3 separate regions of the Homo sapiens genome follow, and regions 2 and 3 are each linked to region 1. A link is a loop called in an ENCODE intact Hi-C map of the cell type or tissue named here. Cell type or tissue: Calu3. All regions are shown on one strand.

Evidence for each region. Hi-C counts contacts between places; a loop is a spot of excess contacts. Peaks named below come from ENCODE experiments on the same cell type or tissue, not always from the same donor. Only the 100,000 strongest peaks of a DNase experiment are listed, where the experiment ranks them.
Region 2: it touches region 1 in a loop (6-fold over the local background); 3 of 110 quality-filtered maps call a loop at or near these places.
Region 3: it touches region 1 in a loop (11-fold over the local background); 3 of 110 quality-filtered maps call a loop at or near these places.

Annotation. Positions count from the first base shown.
Region 1 is chr6:22,824,330-22,832,329 of GRCh38, forward strand. No RefSeq gene overlaps it. Among named protein-coding and RNA genes, the nearest start is that of LINC03005, 110 kb to the left of the region's middle. In Calu3, a CTCF peak has its summit at 4,317 (motif pointing left); DNase peaks (open chromatin) are centred at 2,892 and 4,202.
Region 2 is chr6:21,751,406-21,759,405 of GRCh38, forward strand. All of the region lies in intron 2 of CASC15 (cancer susceptibility 15), which reads left to right. It overlaps LOC124901274 (a long non-coding RNA gene), which reads left to right and starts at 3,295. Exons shown (of 2, transcript XR_007059492.1): 1 at 3,295-3,411; 2 at 3,523-4,234. In Calu3, no CTCF peak of the experiment used is centred here; DNase peaks (open chromatin) are centred at 3,676 and 6,216.
Region 3 is chr6:22,109,588-22,117,587 of GRCh38, forward strand. CASC15 (cancer susceptibility 15) reads left to right here. Exons shown (of 12, transcript NR_015410.2): 9 at 1,160-1,333. Among named protein-coding and RNA genes, the nearest start is that of NBAT1, 34 kb to the right of the region's middle. In Calu3, no CTCF peak of the experiment used is centred here; a DNase peak (open chromatin) is centred at 3,664.

The DNA.
Region 1 (8,000 bases):
AAAGTAATCCAAATGCCCATCTCCTAACCCACTGAATACTTACCATTAATAATGATTTACTTATAAAGGTCTTCTGTAAAGGGAACAAGGGCTTAGTATGTGGAATGGCAGCTTGATTTTTCTTTTTTTGACATCTGTTAAAAATGAGCTATGATATCATCAATCATATTAACTCTGTGGTATTGTGTTATTCCTTGGGTGTTCTGATTTCATATGACAGCTTTTTCTAGGATTCAAACCATAAACATTTCCTCTAGAGACTGTAATGAGAGGTACAATTATCAACCCAGGGGACTGTACATGATAAAAAATATATATATACCATTTTGCACTCTCTTCCCTAACCCACAAAATTAACTCTTTACCATAATTTTCTACAAATAGAAGAACAAGTAGAACCACTAGAAGCTGAAAAATCTAAAGGTTTAATTGCCAAGAACAATTTGGAACGATAGAAATTTTTTCTAAATGTATATAAAGCATGTAAGAAAATGTGTATTATAGATTTGAGCGGAATATACCAATCTGTAAAGTAGTAACCAAAACTGATAAACATGGAAATTCTATCACTTTATTTAAGAATAATGAAGTATTTTATTGTCAAATTCTAGTAGTATTCTATTTATACAAAAAGGAACATAGAAAATAATTTTGTTTAAAAAGGTGGCATTGATAGGAAAATAGCAGAGTATTTCCTCATATCTAAATTATATATATTTCTTTTTGGATACTCATACACAACCTAATAGTTTGAAACCCAATTCTCAACTAAATGTCAAAGTGGGGGGTGTGTGTGTATGTGTGTGCATTTTAGGCTACTTAATGCTTATTTGTATTATAGACAACAAAATAGCATCAGATGCATTTTGTTGTTGTAATTTATACACTGGATTTTAATGTTGCTGAATGATTTTCAAATTAGCTTACATTAAATAAACTTATGCCTTTTTATTGTTACTCATGTCAAGAATAAGCACTCTAAGAGACTTTACCAAGAGTTTTGTGAAGGAGACTAGCTGGATTTTCATCACTCTCATTTCCTCTTCCTCTTGAGCAAAGTGCAGCCATGCTAGTAATTATGCCCAGCTGTGGGAATGGCTTCTGCCAGTTGAATATATATAAGTGGAAGTGATTTGTGCCGTTTCTAGGCTTGGCCCATAAAAACTTCCCATTTGCAATTCTCTGTGTTATTTTTTCAGTGACTGTAGAAGCTGTGTGTGGAACGCGGTAGAGCCACAGGATGGAAAGGTATCAGCTCCCTAATCATGGAGAAGAGCCATCTGCCAATCAAGAAAACCGATTTTGGACTTTAAGTGAGCAAGTAATAAGCCACTGATGTTTGAGAATTTATTACAGCAGTTAGAGTTACCTTCATAAATACAAATTTGAATTAATTTAGATGTGATTTGGAATTATTATTTTTTAAGTCTACATGCTAACAAATCTATGGAAATGTTGGAATGAAGTTATTTCTTAAGAATTTTCACAAAGTAACTCGAGTTACTAATAATTCCATTTTCTGATAACCTGCTAAACAGCTTTGATATAGGGAATTTGAAAAATTTAAGAATAAAAATAACGAATAAATAAAACAAAGCTCAGGGGCTTCTTTATACTACCAGCTACATCATATCTCCATGATAAAAATATGTTAGAAGAAATTTCAGGCACTTACAGGCTCTCCTTACATATGAACATCAGGATCTCATTGAAACTAACTTATGTGCAGACCACAGTGAGGAACGGACTATCAAAGGAATGATTTTCAATCCTGTATAACCATTGTATCACACTTAACCCCTAGTATAATTAATCTGCTTTGCCTAACTGGGGCTGGTGACCATCAGAGGAGAAGGAAGAAAGAAAAATAAAAAATATTCACATTGACTCCAGTTCCATGTCCCAGTCCACCGTTCTGCTTTTCGTGGAGAAATACACCTTCTTGGACATCTCAAGAAACACTCACAAAATATAGAGATAAATAAAAGCTATAGAAAACAACCTCAGCAAATTTAGGTTTGCATTGTGCAAAAGGTAACAGTGTCATGTTACACTCCCACAATCCTTTTAGGAGCATTCAATATAGAATTATTATAAGTTGTAGATAACTTTTGGAGCAGTGTTAGACCCACGGCCTACCTATATGAGAATGTCCTTCCCTTTTGATGGAGGTTTGTTTCCAGGACTTGTATCCGTACCATGTGACTCCACTCCTGACCACAGTGCATTGGATCAGCTGGGCAAATAAGATTCTCCCTCTAGGAATTTTGGCATATAGATATAGCAACCCCAGTAAGTTTAGACTATTACCAGAGATGATGAAAATTGTCATATCTTAGTACAAAATGGTGTCATTCTTCAGAGAAAAATTATTCAGACCTAAAGATGAGAGAGCCTGAGCAAGTTAAGGAGAAGGAGGAAGAAAGAAAGAGAGAGACAGAAACAGGGACAGAGACTGAGGATGAATATTATGAGAGAGAGCCTAGATTACTAGTCGCTTTCCATTTCCTGGTTCTAAACCCACTGCTGAAATATGTTTAGCTTCTGGATTCACCCAGAATAAAAGTGCAAATGAATTGCACATTCAAAGCTCCCTCTTATGGACCAGTTCTGGCTAATATTAAATTACATCTTTAATGGGCCTTCCTCCTTCAACCCTACATTCCCAACATTCATAATTTTTTCCTCTGCTTTAGTAATTTTTCAACAAGTCATTTCCTACTTATCTGTAAAGATCTGGATCAAATATCACCTCCTCTGTGAAGTTTTATCAAATTCTGTTAGGCAAAGTTAGTCATTGCTGCACCTGTGTTTTCACAGTACTTTCCACATTCCCGAATTATAACTATTTGCTTATGAAACTCCCATCCATCAAACTAGAAGGACTTGTGGGTTCTTGAATCTCCAGCATCTAGCAGTTTCTGGCACACAGTGGGCTCTCAATAAATGTTTATTAAGTGAATGAATCGATGCAGCAATTACTTCCTCTATGATGTTTTAAAACAACAAGACACTCCCAAAATCCTGTGTCTGTCCTCAATCTTTTGAAGGGAACTTTCCCTTTATAAGCAACTATTAGCTTTCTTGCTCTCCATCCATACTTCTCTTGAGGCAGGCTCATTCTAGAACACTTACTATTCTATAACTCATATATTTTTCATAAGAAGTGACTCAATCCTGCTTATAGCTAGGGTTCATTAGCAAATGAGGCTTTCACACTGCAAATATCACTCCTAGAGTGAGTTTACACTTAGAGAAGACATACAGAAAAATTAATTGAAGAGCTTCAGAAATTACTATAATTTGGATTTATTCACAGGAGTTAGCCTACTTTACTGTTCAACGTAGAAAGATATGTTAGTTATACCATGAAACATCAAACTGATTTGAAGAAAAGTATAAATTATAATACAGAATTTTTTAAAGGCCTAAATAAGCCTATAGCATATCAGAGCAGCAAGTGAAACGACTCAGATATCCTAAGTCTCAGCAATGCTCTTTATCACTTTGGAATCCAAATTTCCAGTTTCACTATTGTGATTTCAGAGGGTAGCTACATAACTAAAACTCATATGCAGCACATGTAGCTACAGGGCTTCTGCTGTCTTCTTGTTTCAAAGAGGCATGAGCTGTTGGCTCACCAGATTTTTAAATATCTATTGAGGGAAACAGAGAAACAAAGCAAAGGGATTTTTTTTAACTGCATGTATATGTGTGTCTGTCTGTTTCTCTACTGTGTGGGTGTGTGTATGTATGCAAAATTATATGACATTATATACAAGTATATATCCACAATAATATATATGTATGTGTATGTATATGTGTATATGTATATAAGTCTGAAAGTGTTTTTTTTTATTTTTTCCTCCAACCCTTCATAAGGTGAAGTTTCATCAAATCACATCATGTGACTCTCCAGGAACCTCACTGAACGGGTCTGACTCATCGTCTGGGAATTTTAAATAGGCATGTGCTTCCATGAGAGTTAATACTTAAAAATACACGTACACACAAACTGGCAGTGAAAGAGAGAAAAAAAAAAACAAAACAAGTGAAACTTTTGCTTGGCACAAACGCTCAGGTCAGACACTGGCCACTCAATATTTCACAGTTAATTACCAGGTGGAGTTACCTTTAGAGTGAAGGTGGTGGCTCCGTGCTCAGGGGGCAGAGGCAGTAAATCTATATTTATATCATTAAGTCAGCCAGGTTGGATTAAGCAGTGAAAGGGACTGCCCCTGAAATCGCTGACCCTGATTCCCCTCTGTGATATAAAATTTTCCTGAGAACCGAGGGCTGTGTCTGCCCACTAGTGGTCAGGTGGCAGAGCTGGTGGGACCCAGACATTCCCTAGAGGATTTTATGCCAAGTTCTATCTGGATCAGTTGGGAATTGGCCCTGGCCACCCAGTCTGCTTTTTAAAAAGCATTTCGAGATCTATCAACTCAGCCCCATGAGATAAGTCAGTAAGAATAACACAGGCTATGTCAATCTTGAGGGAAGGTTTCTGTTTGCGATAGTTACCTTAAACTCTTATTAATGACGAGTAACTGCACTAGGAACTAACATTTCTAATCTATTACCAAAAGATCACCTGAGTCAGTAACACTCAGTAAAGACTAATCACTTTTTTCTTTCTCTTCCCAGACCTTCATAGAATACCACAACGACGTTTTTCTATTTGAAAACTACGAAATGTTCTTCCATTGTTAAAAGAATTAATTTGGAAAACTTTAAGTTAGAATTAAAAGTCTTTTACTCAATTGGCCCCAAACTATAATTTCCTCTTTATCTTTATTAAGTTCCTAAATGAAATCTGTATTCTAGCTAAACTCAAACACTATTGTTAGCTGACTTTTCAGTTTTTCCTCCATGCTTTACTCATGACTGCCTACTTGAAGCACTCACCATGTTCTAATACCTACCCACCTACCTACTTACCTATACAAATATTACCCTTGATTCAAAGCCAAATCCTACATCATCAAACTCTGAAATGCCTGAGATTAGCATGTACTAAGTATATGAAACTTCCTATAGCCTCCTTTCATTGCCATATTTGTATCTCAAGCAATAACTTAGATATATGTCATCTCTACAGGAATTATGTCATATACTCCTTTTAACCCTTATAATGTCCGGTAAAGTTTTTTGTTGTTGTTGTTGTTTTTATTTGTTTCTGGTTTTTACCTTGGAAAAGGGTGTCCACAAATATTTGTTGAAAGTAAAACACAGAGATAAATCTGTGATTAAATTTATCAGTCAAGACTCAAATCCAACACAGTTTTATTGTGGTCCAACGTAATAGCACCAATAACAAAGCTACCCCTCCATGGGTTTAGTTTTCTCTATAACTCCTAGGAACATTAATCTTGCATTGTGGGTAGAAAAAGGCTGTTGGGTGGCGTATTGACTCCCTGATAAAGTATAAATTTTCTTCAACCTTCACATGAGTGTTAGACTTCATGATATGCAGATTTTCTCAATTTTAGCACATTTTAAAATAAAAACTGTTTGTATGAAATACCATTGGAAAACTTAAATAAGTTTTAAGGAAATTCAAATCCATGAGCTCATCCTTTTCTTTCACCACTTCTTTGTCCAGTGACATTAGGAACAACCAGACCATCTCATTATATTCACTAGTTTTCAAAAAATGTTCAGTAGCATCATACATAAAGTTACTGAGTTCCTTGATTCTTTTAAGTGAGTGATTAAGAAGATCCAAAGCAGATATTTTGTGTATCTCTGTTACCAATTCATGCTATGGACTATCAATTCTCTCCTTACTACTGAAAATAGAGACATGAGCATCTTTAAATGTAAACATATTAGACAGCCAATTCTGGAAACGCTAGAACCAATTCCGAAAATGATTCCTGAAATTCTCTTCCTCTAGAATCACTCTTGGTATTAAAATGTCTGTATTTGTTAGGGTTCTCCAGAGAAACAGCCAATAGGAGATATATATGTGTGTGTGTGTGTGTGTGTGTGTGTGTGTGTGTGTGTGTGTGACAGAGAGAGAGAGAGAGAGAGAGAGAGAGAGAGAGAAAGAGAAAGATTAGAATTAGTTTTCTTGATTATGTAGTCTGAGACGTACCATGATCTGGCATCTGCAAGTTATAGATCTAGGAGAGTCAATGGCATAGTTTTAGTCCAAGGCTGAAGACCTGAATGCCTGAAAACCGAGAGACAGTCCTAATCCAACAGCAGGAGAAGACTGATGTTTCAGCTCAAGCAATTGTGCAGAGAAAGCAAATTCTCCCTTCCTCTCCCTTTTTGTTCTATTCAAGCCCTCAACAAGTTAGATCAGGCCCACCCACACATTGTGCTTTACTCAGTTTAACATATTCGAGTGTTAATCTAATCCAGCAACATTCTCATGGACACACCCAGAAGTAATATTTAACCAAGTATCAGGCATCTAGTGATGCAGTCAGGATGACAAATAAATTAGCCAGCAAAAATATCATATCTGTTATAAATATTTAAAATTCGGTATTTTTTCTTCTAATTTATAACTCTTCAATTCTCTAAACACTTTATACCTCAAATATTGATAGAAAAAATGCTTTAGTTTACTCATATGGTTGTTAAAATTGTTTTAAACTTGTTTTTATATTTATCATTAGTCTCATTTTTATAATTGTTTGATATAAATAACCCATCAACTTTTTCTGTTCTAATAGTTTTCTTTCCTAGTGTAAAGAAAGTTATAACTCATCAACTAGCAAAGAAAAACATTTCAAAAGAATTTTGCCTTTCTCTTCAGATTTTCTCATCAAAATGACTTTATTCTCTCACAAGTATAACAAAAGTTATGCTCAGAAAACTTCTAGTGTAATTTCACTCACTTGTTTTCTTTACTTCCTCCTCCATTTTTTCTTTCCTTCCTTCTTTTCCTCCCGTCCTCCTTTACTTCCTTTTCTTCCTTCCTTCCTTCCTCCCTCCCTCCCAACCTCCTTCCTTCCTTCCTTCCACCATCCTTCCCTCCCTCCTTCCTTCCTTTCTTTTCTTGTTTCTTTCTTTTTTTTATTTAATTATCTCACTATGCAGCTCTTCCTTCCTCTTAAAATCAATTTACTCCCAGTCCAGCCATTATGATTTGCCTTAAAAAGTTTCCCAAACAATCCCACCAGATCCAAGATTTCTTGTCAGCTTCTTCAGCAACTATCAATTAACAGAATTTAAAGTCTCAAAATCCAAACTTGGAACAAAAGAATAAAACAATTCTTTAAGTTTAATTATACTGTCCCAAATAAATTCAATAGAAAATATATCAGAAGGGAAAAAGTAATTAAATGATCAAGATAGAAGCTGTCAAAAATAGCCATTATACTTTCTAATCTCTTTTCTCCAAAATATCATCAGAAATCATACTTCAGACATATGAGTGAAGATATCTGACCAGGGGTTCTGGTAGAGAACAGTTGACAATGTAATATGTATGCCAATATTATTTTGCTATTTAACTCTTTGAAAAATTCATCGTTTTGTCATTATAAAAGAGTGTTATAAAAAATTCTAATTTCTTTCTTTATTCAAAAAACAGTTATTAAGCATCTTGCTCATTTCAGGCCACGTGGGAAGCATTGATAGAAATGTAGAATGGATGCTATGGAATATATGTCATCAGTTACAGCTTTGGTTCTTTATAGACTGAGGGATGCTTTATGTAGATCTTTGCTATGGTACCGACTAGACTGATTCAGATAGCCAGCTACTACATAGATTATTTTCCAAATCATTACAGTCTATCTACCTACTCCTTAGATCAGTTGTTCATGGAAATATGGTACAGTCATTGAGAAAACCAAAGACACAAATAATTGATATGTAAATTGTCGTTTATCATTGGTTTGTGTGTCATTCATTATGCCCTCTTAGAAAGAAGACAAAGTTACTTAGGAGAAAATAAAAACAAGAAGATATAAAACAGAAATAATATTTTTAAAAAGCATAAAGATATTTTATGATGCAAAGGCATTAAAAATCAAATC
Region 2 (8,000 bases), 1.1 Mb before region 1:
ATTTCGCCATATATGTGTCCCTAACTAATAATTGCTTTATTTTGCATGTTTTAAAGCTTCAAATACATGAAACTGTACTGTGTTTCTTCTATCGCCTTTTTAAAAATTAACGTTATATGTTTTGTGATGTGCGCAACTTTATACATTTATTTTCATTGCTGTATAGTACTACTGTGTATGAATGTACCTCAGTTTATCCATTTCCTGTCAGTGTACTTGTGGGTTTTGTTTTGTAGCAGATTCTGTCAGTTCCTCACCCACGTCTTTTAGCTGTTTCGTGATGCACTCATCAACCTCCAGATGCATTATCTGCATCTGTGTCTAAGCGCTCTCCTCTCCATCCCAACTACAGAAAGCCTTGCACATCACAGAAAGCCAGGAGTGCCCCTGGGGGCAGGTCTCAACCAATGACTCTGGGGAGTTGGGGTGTAAATACCGCAGCTCCCTTGGATAATTGCAGTTCCCCTAGTTTCTCTATGAGACGATGCCCCAGTGACTCACACAGTAGTTGGTTTAATGGTACACCGTTTATTGGCTGCCTTTTCTTCCCTGTCTTACTCCCCCATACCCCTACCAGTTTTTTTTGTTTATTTTTTTCTTCTAAATAAACTTAATTTTTGTCTTAGGGTCTGCTTCTGAGAGGAGCTAAACTAAGTCAAGTAGTTTGCAGTTTGGGTCATTGCAAATAATACTGCTGTGGACATTCTTGTATCCTGGTACACAGAGCAACTGGTACACAGTTTTTCTGGGATATATTCCCAAGGAGAATAACTGGATTACAGGGCATGCATATATTCCACTTCCTGAGTTGGTGCAGGCTTGTTTTTCAAGGTGGTTGGGACAAACATTCATGAGTAATGAGTAAAATATTCCTATCATTCAACACCATTGCAAACTTACCTTTGGTATTGTGTTTAGCATAGTTTCTTTTAATTTGTATTTCTGGATACTTAATGAGATTGTACATCTTTACATATATTATTGGCCATTTCTATGCAAATGAATATTTGCATTTGTCACTTCTTCTATGGTCTGTATTTTTTTTTTTTTTTTTTGAGATGAGGTCTCACTATGTTGCCCAGGATGGTCTGTTCTTGGGCTCAAGTGATCCTCCTGCCTTAGCCTTCTTAGTAGCTGGGACCACAGGCATGTGCCATTGTGTCTGGCTGTAATTTGCTTTTTTGTAGGAGCTCTTTATAAATTCTAGGTAGTAGCATTTTATGTGTCTTTTAGACATTCTCTCCAAGTTTGTGGCTTGTCAGCTCCCTTTCTTTATGAGTCATTTTTAATGAACAAACATGAAGTCAAAGCACTTAGTTTTTTTTTTTTTGAGACGGAGTCCCTCTCTGTCACCTAGGCTGGAGTGCAATGGTGCGATCTCGGCTCACTGCAACCTCCGCCTCCTGGGTTCAAGTGATTCTCCTGCCTCAGCCTCCTGAGTAGCTGGGATTATAGGTGCCTGCCACTATGCCCAGCTAATTTTTGTATTTTTAGTAGAGATGGGGTTTCACCATGTTAGTCAGGGTGGTCTTGAACTCCTGACCTCAGGTGATCCACCCGCCTCTGCCTCCCAAAGTGTTGGGATTACAGGCGTGAGCCACCACGCCCGGCACAGCACTTAGTCTTTCACAATTAAATGTGATGCTACTTGTAAGTTTTTTAGCAGTCCTTTTAACTGTAATGTTTGGATCATTTGCATTTAATGCAATTATCCAGATGGTTGGGTTTGAAATCCATTATTTTATTATTTCCTTTCTTTTTGAGAAGTGCTGGGATTACAGGTGTGAGCCACCATGCTTAGCCTATTTTATTATTTCTTTTCTCTTTTCTTTCTCCCACACACTCCTCCTCCTCCTGTTGCATTTAATACTTCATACACAGAAGCAGAACTCCAGTACATTTACATGTTAGCAGTGTTTTGTCCTGTGGACAAGGAGAGGATTCCTTCCTATATTGGAATTGCCAGCTGTGTAGTAGATAACTGGAATAAAGTGTTTCTGATGGAATGTGTTTGGATATCACTCATGTAGGAAAAGCATAGGAGCGTGCGTTTGTAATTCTGAACACATTCAGTGGGTGGCTTTGTTTGCTAATAAGGTGGTTCTTGAAATGCCACAGAAGTGGACAAATATGTTAGAAAGTCTGAAATACTTGAACATGATACCTACCTTTGAGGACTAAGTGAGACAAGTGATGAGTCGAGGCGATATCAAGGCGATAGGGGAACATCTGTGGTAGCTCACTGGGCCTATGATCGCATTCTTCTCAGGTCAGAAGTCCCATGCGAGAGACCCAAAGCCACAGCTCGCTTCATTCCTCTGACGAAGGCAAGCTTGCTGCTCAGCTCTCCTACGTTAATCTGCCAATAAGTTCTGCAAAACTCACTTGGTTTTTTAAAAAACTAATTGAACTCACACGAAAGCTTTATCAGTCAACCCTTAAGTCTTGCTGCCTTAAACAGATCAGTGTAAAAGGAGTTTTTGTAATGTTTATAGAATGAGGTTGTGTGAGGTCACTGAAATGGTGTTTGTTTTTCTTGCAGCTATTTCAGTGGCAGTTATACAAAGCTTGATATGCTTTGTTTGGGAATGTGTGATACTGTAAGCATGCCATTTTTGGTCTGTGCTAACTGAAGCAACATTTTACCCTGTGTGTAGATAGTGTGGTGTATAATCATTCCTGTGATTTTAATAACAGAATTATAATATGTGAGACCTCAAATGGGTGTTAGACATCATCCAACTTCCTCACCACAGAAAAATATATAGGCAGGAAGAAATTTTAAAAACTCGTTTCATCATGCCAGCTAGGAAATTTTGGTAGATTATGTAAAATAGAGATTCACCCACAAAATGTAATAGTAAAGTTTCAAGAATGAGAATGGCAGACGAAGTTTTAGGAGAATGTCTGTTGCTCAAGTGAGGCATTCAGTAGAAAGTAGTGGAAAATTGGTTGGGGGTCATACATCTAAGCTTAGGAGCATTATATGCAATCTTACAATATTCTCAAGGCCAAATCTCATGCATATCTTTATGCAGCCCCTGTCAGAGACTGCGTTTAAGAAAGAAGATACTTTAAAAAAATGGTTAAAATGGTTTTTTTTTTTTTTTTTTGGAGACAGAATCTCGAAGTCTTGGAGTCTCACTCTGTTGCCCAGGCTGGAGTACAGTGGCGTAATCTTGGATCACTGCAACCTCTGCCTCCCGGGTTCAAGTGATTCTTCTACCTCAGCCTCCTAAGTAGCTGGGATTACAGGTGTGTTCCACTACGTCTAGCTAATTCTTGTATTTTTAGTATTGACAGGGTTTCACTATGTTTGTCAGGCTAGTCGTGAACTCCTGACCTTGTGATCCGCCAGGCCTCCCAAAGTGCTGGGATTACAGACATGAGCCACCACACCCGGCCAAAATGGTAAATTTTTATGTTATGTATATTTTGCTACAATTAAACAAAAGCAAATGCAAATAAAGACAAAGGAGGCTGTGGATTTTCACCATTTTTTTTCTTGTTTTTTGTGTAAAGGGGAAGGCAGTTACCAACCCCTGTGGACAGGAATCGCTTTTGAAGGTAGGGCTGAGGTGATCATCAACCAAGTTGTAAAGATCAAAACTGACCAGCCTGCCGGAGACTACCTAACCCTGTTCCTGTTTCTGCCGTATCAAGTGAGGACTTTCTGTTCCCTCTGGCGATGCTACTCTGTGTGACTCATGATTCCACGTAGGCTTGAAGGAATGGTCTTTATTCAGTGCCTGTTAGGTGTGAAGCAAGGTATTAGAAATTGTATATACATTATCACATTGATGTATCACAATCATCTGCTGGAGGTGGTATTATCCCTAATTTTTAGACAAAAAAAGTGAGATTCTGAGAGGGAAAGTGTAGTCTCCAAGCTCACACGTGTAGCAGTTCAGAGAATTCAAACCCAGATCTCTGTTTTTGAACTCCTTGACCTTGTCTTTATAATGTCATTGCCTCAAATTTTGTATCCACCCAAGCTAAATGGAAGGAAGAATTTAGTACCTTAGACTTGGTATATTGTTTTTCAGGGGAAATAAGTATAAGAAATAGGATTTCGTTTGGCATGGAGTATTTCATTCATATATGAGATTTTTAGTGGGAACCCACTTGGTGCTAGACGTTGTTTGTAGGCATTGGTGAGCCATATCTCTGTGCAAGACAGGCGTAGTCCTTGCTCTCAGGGAATAATAAATTATGCCATAGCTGTGTAAACCCACTTCGTCTGCATGCAGAAATTTATTTGAAACTGAATTAAGGACAACAATCAAGCTTTTAACTATTTCTCTGTTACTTTCATCACCATCAGCTGTGGTCCGGTTTAGCGGAAGCAAAATAGACAAATTCAGTAAAATGTCTTTCTGTGGAGAACTCCCAAAATGAATACGCTGAGCCGGGCACGGTGGCTCATGCCTGTATTCCCAGCACTTTGGGAGGCCGAAGCCGGCTGATCACGAGGTCAGCAGTTCGAGACCAGCCTGGCCAACATGGTGAAACCCCATCTCTACTAAAAATACAAAAATTAGCCAGGTGTGGTGGCACGCACCTGTAATCCCAGCTACTCGGAAGGCTGGGGCAGGAGAATCTCTTGAACCCGGGAGGCAGAGGTTGCAGTGAACTGAGATCGTGCCACTGAACTCCAGCCTGGGCGACAGGGTGAGACTCCGTCTCAAAAAATAAATAAATAAAAATAAAAATAAATACACTGAGTCTCATGATCTGAGAGAGTTAATGTTCTGTAAAGTTGCTGTGAACACTGAATTAGCAAATACTGAACCATTGCTCCTAGGGAAAATACAGGGTTAGGTTCCTGAGAGCCTCTGGCTGCAAGATTTTCATCAATGAACACATATGCTTATTTTATGTGTTTTATTTAGCATGTATTTTATTTAATATGTTTTATTTGTATTTTAAAATATATTTACATTTAGATTTGATACATATATTTAATATATGTGTAATTTAATGTATATTATTGGTTCATTAACATTAAACTCATGGCTAATAGTGCTACAACTCATGCCTAAGTGAAGCTTAGCAAACACGTGCCTTTTCTCTGCAAGGTACATCACAGACTTCTTGCGCTTAGTAACACTAGATATTAATAGCATTTCAGCCCTCCATCTGGGGGGCATTGCAAACAGTGAAATCACCAACAAAAAGCATAAAAATGCAAAGAACATGGCATTAAAAATGACACTTGTTTACATGATTGAAGCTGAAACAAGAAGGCAGCGTGTCACCTTGTTCAGCGTCAGCTGGGAATGTGTGTTGGGCAACTTAGAACTTTCACTGCTCTGTGCATGTTTGAGAAAGCAGGAAAGCACCATGCATATTGATTTTGGGGTTACACGTAAATTTCTGCAAGTTAGGTGAATTTGCAAATACAGAATCTGTAAACAGTAAGGTTTGACTCTATTAATGTCAATAATAAAACATAATGAGAAAAATATGAGATATTGCAATACACAGAATTCAAATAGGGCAATGGGAAGGTGCCTGGGGCGGGTGCTACAGATTGGGAGGTCAGCTGAGGTGTCTCTGAAGAGGTTTCATCTAAACTGAGATCTGGATTACAAGGAGGAGCCTGTCCTGTGAAGATCAGGGGGAAGGGCATTTGAGGTGGGAGTGAGTACAGGCAGGGCAAAGGCTCCAAGACAGAATGAGTTTGGTGTGAGGAAACCCAAAGAGACCACTGTGGCTGCCAGAAATGGAGAGCTTTGGAGGCAAGTACAGGCCTGGTCACTAGGGCCTTGTCGGCTGGAGTGGGGGTAAGGATTTGTGCTCAGTGAGTGATTCTTGCTATATTTCTCCGTAAATGTTGCGGCATTTTTTTCATTTTCCCTGCCACACTTCCTAAGTGGAGGTGTTGCTTTTTACTTCTTTGCTCTTTTTTGGTGTCCTAGACACAGTAGCCCCTATATGTGCTGAGTGACACCAAGCTTTCGGCTTCTGGTGCTGTAACCTTTCCTTCCTTCTGTGACCATTGTGAATGAGGATGGAGTATGAATGGGTGATATCATGAGAGAGAGTCTGCATTGTATTGTATTGGTGTGGTGGGGGTGCTGAGGGGTAGGGAAGCAGGAAGAGGCAATGTGTACAGGAATAAAAGTTACTTAAATGCTCCAGGTCTGAGTTTTCTTAGTTGATGATTAGCTATGTCTATCAGGAAACAAAGGGTCGTCACCCAGGCTGGAGTGCAATGGCGCAATCTCGGCTCACTGCAACCTCCGCCTCCCAGGTGATTCTCCTGCGTCAGCCTCCCGAGTAGCTGGGATTACAGGCGCATGCCACCGCACCCGGCTAATTTTTTTGTATTTTTAGTAGAGACAGGGTTTCACCCTGTTGACCAGGCTGGTCTCGAACTCCTGACCTCAGGTGATCCACTCACCTCGGCCTCCCAAAGTGCCGGAATTACAGGCATGAGCCACTGTGCCCGTCCTGGTCCTTGATAATTCTTTTCTTTTTTTTTTTTTTTGAGACGGAGTCTCACTCTGTTGCCCAGGCTGGAGTGCAGTGGCACAGTCTTGGCTCACTGCAAGCTCCGCCTCCCGGGTTCACGCTATTATCCTGCCTCAGCCTCCTGCGTAGCTGGGACTACAGGCGCCCGCCACCATGCCCGGCTAATTTTTTTGTTTTTTTGTTTTTTTTTTTTTAGTAGAGATAGGGTTTCACCTTGTTAGCCAAGATGGTCTCGATCTCCTGACCTCGTGATCCGCCCACCTCGGCCTCCCAAAGTGCTGGGATTACAGGCGTGAGCCACCGCGCCCGGCAATTCTATTTTTTTTTTTTTTTTTTTTTTTTAAGACGGAGTCTCATTCTGTCGCCCAGGCTGGAGTGTAGTGGCGCAATCTCGGCTCACGGCAAGCTCCTCCCGGGTTCACGCCATTCCACTGCCTCAGTCTCCCAGGTAGCTGGGACTACAGGCGCCCACCACCACGCCCGGCTAATTTTTTTGTATTTTTTTTTTAGGAGAGACGGGGTTTCACCGTGTTAGCCAGGATGGTCTCAATCTCCTGACCTCGTGATCCGCCCACCTCGGCCTCCCAAAGTGCTGGGATTACAGGCGTGAGCCACCATGCCTGGTCCTATATTCCTTTTCATTCCTGTCGAGGTAAGCTTTTAGTAAATGGATTTCATTCCACCCTTTCCTTCTGGTAAGAAGCAAGGACTGAGGATGATAGAACTTGTAAATGTTTGAATTTCATAGTACACGGTTTATGTGTTGGATTTGTCAGGTGTCCTTCAGCGTTATTTGGTGAAGGTGGGCAAATTAAATTTGCCTTTTTCAATATCCTCTGAATTTTTAATGAGCTGCTATATGTCTTGTCACTTTTTCTGCCCATAGCTATTGTTTTCAGCATAACTGTGTTCTGTAATTCTTTTTTCTCTGCAATAGTAATTTATTTATTTTACTTTTCAAGATGGCTTCCATTTGTGTTATGCAAGTTTTAGATTTTGTACAATATAGAGTGTATAAGACACCTTTTTTTTTTTTTTAAACTGAAGAGCTATGGAATCTAGTATACCCAGTGATATAGCTATGACACATTTATCTAAGAAGGAATATGTTACCACAAAGACAGTTTCTTTCTTTTGGAGAAATTTTCAAATGCATCAGTGCTTTAAAAAAATCACCATTTTGGTATCCATATGTGAGGGTGAGTGATTTTTTCAGAGAGAAAAAATGTGTTCCAAATAGATATCAGTTGATTTCTTTAATCGTAAGTTTTATATTAATGCGTCTTTTTTTTTTTTTTTTTTTTTTTTTTTTGAGACGGCCAGGCCAGAGTGCAATGCCGCGATCTTGGCTCACTGCAACCTCCGCCTCCCGTGTTAAAGAGATTCTCCTGTCTCAGCCTCCTGAGTAGCTGGGGTTACAGGCATGCGCCACCACGCCCGGCTAATTTTGTATTTTTAGTAGAGACAGGGTTTCTCCATGTTGGTCATGCTGGTCTCGAACTCCCAACCTCAGGTGATCCGCT
Region 3 (8,000 bases), 710 kb before region 1:
TGAGACAGGATCTTATGTAAAGTGAGATGCAACCACATAGGAAAGCAAGATCCTTCTGGTGGATCAAAGTGATGCTTGAGGAGAGATTGAGGATGGGGATCAAGAACAAGGTGATTAAAAACAACACAAAACACTTCGGAAGGTTGAGGAGGGATAGGCAGAGGAGGCCGTGTCTTCCTGATCCTCTGGAACCCTGGGGGAGTGCCTTTTGAGGATCTCCAAACCATCTTGGCACAGGTAGTAGAGTTGAAAAGTGGCCTGTTGAAGAAAAAGCCATTCTACTCACGTCTTTTCCAGGTACCTCATATCTTAAAATTGAGCCAGATGTTCTGGAGAGACAGATGATGAAGTGACCTAATAAGTAGGCATCAGCACACCTTGCAGGGTCCTGGTAGCTCTAAGCAAGGAAATCGGTGGCAGAGATTACAGGGTGCCCCTCTCCAAGCTGGAGTCACAGCTGAGTCTGAGCATCAGATAGAGCTGAGATGAGGAGTCTAGTCAGTCGGGGGAGATGGCCACAAGCAGGCATTGTTTGGTGCCTATGACCAGAGGACCATCCCAGACACTTCAGAAACAGTTACAGTGAAGTTAGAAGCCAACATCCACCAGCGACCAGGCAAGATTAGCTGTGCCTTACTCAGACTTCAGCAGCCCACCCAAGAAGGGCAGTGATGAGAGCAGATGTTCTTTTGCCACCACAGCGTTACATACGCTTCCTCTGAGGAGGTGCTAGCATGCCAGAAGGAGGGGGAAGAGAGAAAACAACCCGAAAGACTGAAAATCTGCCCCAAATTGACCATTTTCCAGAGAACCCGAGTGATATTAAATGAACCAGCTTAAAATGTTTGTTTTGTTTTGCATTTTTATCACCAAGGGAGAATGGAGACTTGTGAGCAACATGAAGTTAGTTATGTGACGGGAAACACCATTTTTTAAAAAATTATTTTTTGCACATCTGTATTATAATGAATACATTTCCAATCAGCCACACCAGTGTGTCTTTCTCTCTTTTTAACTTGTGGATGTATAGTGTTCCCATTTGTAATGTATGTATTTGGAGCATTTTATGGTATACAGAACGCTTTCCCATACGCCCTCTCATCTGTTCCTTACCGTAACACAATGAGGTAATGTCAATATTATTATGCTTATGTTTCAGGAAGTTGAAGATTTGTCCAGGAGCAGATAGCTGAAGAGAGAGAGAGAGAAGAGAGAACGGCTTACAGCTCAGGTCCTCTCTCCATGCTTAGGAACCACTACAAATGCTACTGCCTTGAGTCTCATTTTGTTTCCCTCTGGAAACCACATGTGTACCTTGTTTGCAACAGTATGGGTATGGATGTTTTGGTAGTTCTTACACATTTATTTTAAAATTTAAAGAAGTAGTGCCATAAAGCTTTATCAGGATGTATTTAAAATGAAAATAGTCTCTTGTTATCTAGCATGCAACTGATTCTTTCAATTTGGTTTGGTTAGTCAGAATCTTACCAGAAGTCTGTCCAGGTGATAGGTTAGTTGAGAGCATCAAGACCAACCAAAATAAAACAAAAACAATAGCCTATGGCAAACTCATTCTGATCATTTCACATCCTAGAGAAAAGTGCAGAGAAACAAAAATGAGTCAATATTTTATAAATTCAGGGTCAATATTGTATGCAATGTCAATAGTGTATGAGTTCCAAAGGTTTTGTGTCACTATTAAATTAGAAATGATCCATTTTTATTCGACGTATAGTAGATCGGGCCATATAATGGCCAATAAATAAATAAATAAATAAAACCCCCACACCAGAATACAAAGGATAGTGAGGAAACGTATTTTGTACGACAATTGCAAACCACTTATGGGCTTCAATACAAAGTAATAGAGACCATCTCTTCTCTTTGGCTTTCCATTCATTTTTAGCATTAGTGAATTTATGTCCTGTGCTCTTGACCTTGAGCCCTAAGAGGTGTATGTCTTTGCCATGCTTCTGTGGCTACATTTTAGGAGAGTGAGTGTGCATTACATGTCCGTAACCCAGATCTTAGATAGTAGAAGGGTGCTGTTATAATTTGTGGACAGAGGCTGTAATTTGGTGCTCAGGGATTACCTCCTTTGTATATGTTTGCCTACTGCATGCTACCATTTATTGTAAGCTTTTTATTCATGATCTTCATTCTAGTTGAATCTGTGGAGCTATTGGTCATGAGTAGAGAAATAGATCTATAGGGTTTTCTTGAATGGCATTTCTCATTGCTAATGTGTTCTGTGACCAGCCAGGTTTATGGATAAACCCAGTTTTTGTGTTTCTCTGAGAGGTATGCATCAAAGCAGTTTTTTCCTCTTCACTTAGGAATTTTAATTTTCCTTCAGGGTTCAGTGGGCCATTTAGTACCTCCATTATCTCATAAGTTATTCTTACTATTTAAATGACTTTTTTTTTTAGGATGTTAGCATGTTGGCCCTTTTACTTTTATTTTCAAAGTCAGACCAAACAAACCATCAGAGTGCTGTAAATTTACACCTTACATTTGTTTGGAATTCTTTTTATATTAATATTTTTAGAGTCTTCATATGCAAGCAGAAATTTTCCATCCCCTCTCCACTGATCACCATTGAGGACAGGGCATGAGATGGGCAAACCCATGCTTTTGTGTGCCTGTAATGGCTAGCCTCTTTGTTACACACTTTATATTGGTCGTTATCTGATAGAATTCCAACAAATGAAAACATGCCCAAGTTAAAGAAATTAAATCTCCTTATCCATCACCTTAGAAAAATGACAACACAGCATGTATGTAATTTAAAATGACTTGTTGGAATATTTATTGCTAGATTGGGAGAACATTTCTACTGATAAGAAGCTCCTTTGATTTATCAAAGTTTTCCATATTATTTGTTAATTAACTCCATGTCCTTAATATCCACAGCTCATTTTTCCTATGATAATGACTCCATTGTGAAACATATAAATATAATGAAAAATATCCCTACCTGTATTAAAAATTGAGAAACCTCAATTACTTCACACCCATTGTATTTTGTAGTCAGCTCAGGACTGTAGTTACATAACTTCAGTTATTATTGCTGGAGCAACAAGATAAGAGAGTCATTGAAACATTGCAAAAGAGAATGCAGTGGACCAGGGTGGTAATGTTGTCCTTGTAATAAGCCTACTCCTGCCATTGCTGTTAGATGAAGGTTTTCTTTTTCCAAGTGTTATATAATTATATGCAATTATTTTTGTCGTTTGGTTTTCCTATTATCTTTTTCCTCCTCTTTTTGACACGAAAATGATAGTAACTGGAAAATATAAACCAATAAGATTTGAGCTATTTACTATGTTAAAAGAGAATTTGCCAGGTTTCAAATTATTTCCTCATTTGGATCTAGCGTGCAGCACTTACTGATAAGAATTCTCTAACACATGTCTATTTAAAAGTATTAAAAGTATTGTGTACACATTTCAGCAAATTTTGGCAAAAGGGTGTCCTCTGATGGGGAAGTGACTGTTCCTTTCTTTTGCCATTTCCCAGTCTTAAACCCTTGTTTTTACATCAAGCTCCTTTGTTAAGGATTCAACATAAAAGTCTTTGATATTATTGAGTCCATCTCTGACTCATTATTAGCCAACACTTTGTGTCTGGCTGGCAGCTTTTCCGTAAGTGGTAAGGTCAGCCTCATACAGTATTGCACAGCCTTTCCCATTCCTTTTGCGTCAGTGAGAATCAAATGATTCAACAGTGAAAAGCAAACTCTTGGACTGGAATAGCAAGATGACCCATCTCTAAACAAAGCAAACTGACTAGGATTCTCTCATGCTTAACATGCATCTTACTGGTTCTTTATGAAGAGCTTTCTCTTGGTAAGAGTACTCTTTAATATTTGTCTTTACTACAGGTAATCAGGATCTGTAATTCATGATTTCTCTCCTCAGTTAACAAGGCTATGGAATATTTCAAAGCAACTCAGGGTCAGCATGGTATAGTGGAGAAGGCGTTGAGTCAATAGATACGTCTACCATCTGGGTGCTCATTGAGAGAGAGGCCTGTTACCTTCTCTTAGTCTATAACTTCATCTGTAAAATGGAAATAATCTTATCTGCTTCACAAGGTTGATGCAAAAGTGAATATGTATAAAATTACTTGGTAAAATGTAAAACCCTATTCATATATAAGGGACTGCTATCCTTTTAAGAAGCAGAAGTGTTTGCTATCATCATTTGAGAGAAGTTGAGAATACTGGAACCTTTTAAAAATTGCAGCATAATGTCTTGGAGTGATTTGTTAAATATTGGCTTAAACTAGTAGGATTTTCCTTTTTTCTTTTTCTTTTTTTGAGACAAGTTCTCGATCTACACATAGGCTGGAATGCAGTGGTGTTGGTGTGATAAGGGTCAGTGCAGTCTCAACCTCCTGGGCTCAAGTGATCCTCCTGCCTCAGCCTTTTGAGTAGCTGGGACCACAGGTGTGTGCCACTGTACCTGGCTAATTTTTGTAGTTTTTGTAGAGCTGTAGTCTCACCACGTTGCTCAGGCTGGTCTCAAACTCCTCGGTTCAAGTGATCCTCCTGCCTTGGCTTCTCAAGGTGTTAGGATTACAAGCGTGAGCCACCGTGCCCAGCCAACTAATAGGATTTTCAGTAGTCAAATTGTAGCATTTTCCTTAGTCTTTGGCTCTGTAAGATTATCATGTTACATTGGAAAATCTTTCTTTGACCACAAAATTTAAAATGAAACTGGATTTGAGTTAGCTAGTACTCCTTCAGTAAATTGTATGTATTTCCTCTTAAGTAATTTGCTTCTTCCAATTGTTTCATCTTTATCATTCATTCTCTTTCCTCAGTCCTTTATTCGCTGCTGAGGGGAAGCAATGAAGAATTTCCTTTGACTCTGCCCAGTTTTTTATGGACACAAACAAACCATTTTTTTTTTTAAAGAGGCAGGTATTAATTCAAAGGAAATGTAATATATTTTTTAAACCTAGTGGCGGGGGTGCCAGTTAAGGAACTTGTAAGTAAAAGTTGAACTTTGGAGCCAAAACGATTGTTGGGACTCATCATCTTCATAATGAAAGTCTTTGCAATTATAATTTCATTTGGCAAAGATGAAGTTGTACCCTTGGGAGATGCCTTGCCAAATCTTTATCCATAATTCTGAATTGATTCCAGCCAGACTTTGTTATCGGAAAACTACTTCATATCCTTTCCTTATGGTGTGTGCCCTTAACCTCAAGAATTCAGTTTGTGAACACTGAAACTGTTCACAGAAAGTGTTTGGAGAAGAGCGCCCTTTAAAAATTAGTCATTAAGGTATAATGCCATATGGGCTCAAGGGGTGGCAGAGATGCTGAGTGGCTTCTTGTTCGTTAAGACTGAAATATTTATATGAGCAGTAATAATAACAGCATATTTCAGAGTCTGTGTGGTATGAAATTGAGCAGCGATGCAATTAGATAATATTGACAGCCCCTATTGTAATTATGTAAATAGTAGTAAGTTCAGCTCTCCTTTTATCTTTCATTTCCATGTGCACATGTAAGGAGAAGGCTAGAAAATATATAAATGTTGGGCAGGAGTGCTTGGCTATTTATTTATAGGACAGAGTAGCCTGAAGCTTGTGTTCCCCTGAGTTATTTTTTTTTTCTTCGAAATTAAGCAAGTCCAGTGGGTTCCCAGAGGGGACATGCAAATGCTTAGTGTTAAAGCATCCACTTGAGGATCCTGACAACGTCATAGGTCCATTCTGAGTACTTTTCTTTTGGAGTTGTGTGTTGGGATCCTACTTGACTAATACCAATACTTTTTTTTTTTTTTTAACCTTTCAAACAGATAATTTAAAGTTGTTCTCCATAGAGATGTTTTCTATGTCTAGCTGCCTATCAATCTTTCCATCTCAATGCAGAAGTATTTGATTAGTGTATTTAAAGTAATAAAGATGCCAACAGTAGTGTCACCTTGATTGATGCTAATTATAAGTCTTTAATGGTTCCTCTGCTTCGGCCACTGTCTCTGCAGATTGTGATTTTTATGGTTAAAATAGTGCCCTGCTGTCCAAAGGCTTAATCATAAATTCTGGTCTCCCTTTCTTTAATGATTTTGCATGCAGTGGTATAATCCCAGTAACATACATTATCTTCGTTAAAAGCAAGCAGTGACTTTCATAGGGGCGATTAATGCATTTATAAGGAGCTTGAGGAATCCTCGTTGGGATCATAGCAGAGGTTACGATGATTGTGCTTCCTGGGCATTAGAATTAGCAGCAATGTTGCATAGACTGTCTGAAAATAATTGAAGATTTTGATGCAGTCCCTATTTAGCACACTAATGTTGTAAATGAGACTATAACTGCAATGGTAAAAAGGCAGGATTTGTAACCTGAAGATGCTATCAGTATGTGGCTGTCAGACCAGTGAAATGAAAAGCAAGTTAAATTATATGAGGGCTTTCCTTCTTTAGAACAGTCTTAAACAGATTTGGGGTCACTCAGTTTGAAATATCTGTTGATGAAAATATCTCTTATCCTGAAGTTTTTCAGGCTGAATTTTCACAGTGTTAATATATGTTTAGTCTTTAATCTCCTTACTCAAGTCCACAGATACAGTTTTAAATAAGAAGAAATGTGCCTAGTAATACACACATTTATGGGACTTTCAAGGTATGGATAATTTGCTTATGTAAATATATGCCCATATACACTACACATACTAATACTTCTCTGAAATGACATATCTTATTGCAGACAAGCTTGACATAAATTAAATCGATGCTTTGCTATCTTGTAAGAGCAGTTTACTTTCACATCAATTACAATGCATAGCTTCTTGCATGTAGCGGGTATTTTAAAATAGTGCTTTAATGCTCTTATTGAAAAAACCTTGATAATTAAAAAAATTGTTTTTTAAAAGCACATTAATACTGGCATACATTAATATTATTATGTACCTATTTTCTCCTATTTAATTTTACTATATTCTATGCTTACAAACTAAGCTAGATGGAACTATAATAAAATGTTAGGTGTTTATATCATATTGCTTTCCACTAGTTATTCAGTTCTAATGATAATATCATACTATAATATCCTCTGTTAGTGCTAACCACTGACATCTAGACAAAATTGTTAACTTCTAGTAAGGAGAAGATACTTTTAAAATTTTTGAACCATTTACATTTTCAAAGAAGGGAATGCTAAATTGCTTTATAGGAAGGTAGTTATTTCCCAAGTGGTTCCGGCTTATAGGGAGAAACCACAGACCTCAGAAGCCAAGCTTGAAAGAGTATTCCTCTTGAAATAGCATCTATTCCACATTTCTGGGGGTAGCTGTAGTTAATAATTCTGGATGATAAGCAAAAGTCTACCCAATATTTATTTTTTTGGTGGAAATTTGAGGAGATATGCCCAGCTGCATAGTGGTTATTAGAAAATGCCTCAATTTACAAGCCTTATATTGAGAAACTTGTGACATCTACTTTGGGTATTTACAATAATGACTTACTTGCAAAGTCTTTTATTTTGCCATAGTATAGTTTAAGGTGATTGTTTGAAATGTTAATGTTCAGATGTTCTGAGGTGCTCTTTTAGGTAATGGTTATCATCGGTGAGCCATTGGACATCTTTTCACCAGAGTGATAATACGGAAAACATGTACACAGAATGTAACCTCTCCCACAGGGAACGTTTATCTTCTAGAGCGTCACTCAGACATTCTAAACATGGGCAGACCAGAAGGCGGTGTTAGAAAGCTTGCGATGGATGAGGAGGGCTGGGATTAAATGAACTAGGATTGACTGCGGAAGAAGACTGGTATGGGAGCCTATGGGATTATTACTGGGGATCTGTATGGTAATTAATCCCATATGAAGACAATACCTACCCTCCAATCTGTTTGTCTACTCATTCCACCATTGTCGTGCTCTACTGATTATCAATAGTGTCATTAGAAAAACCAGAGAAAGACTCTTCTGTGGGTGTCAACAGTCAGCAGAGGTCTGACTAAGCATTCGAATGACATCTTGT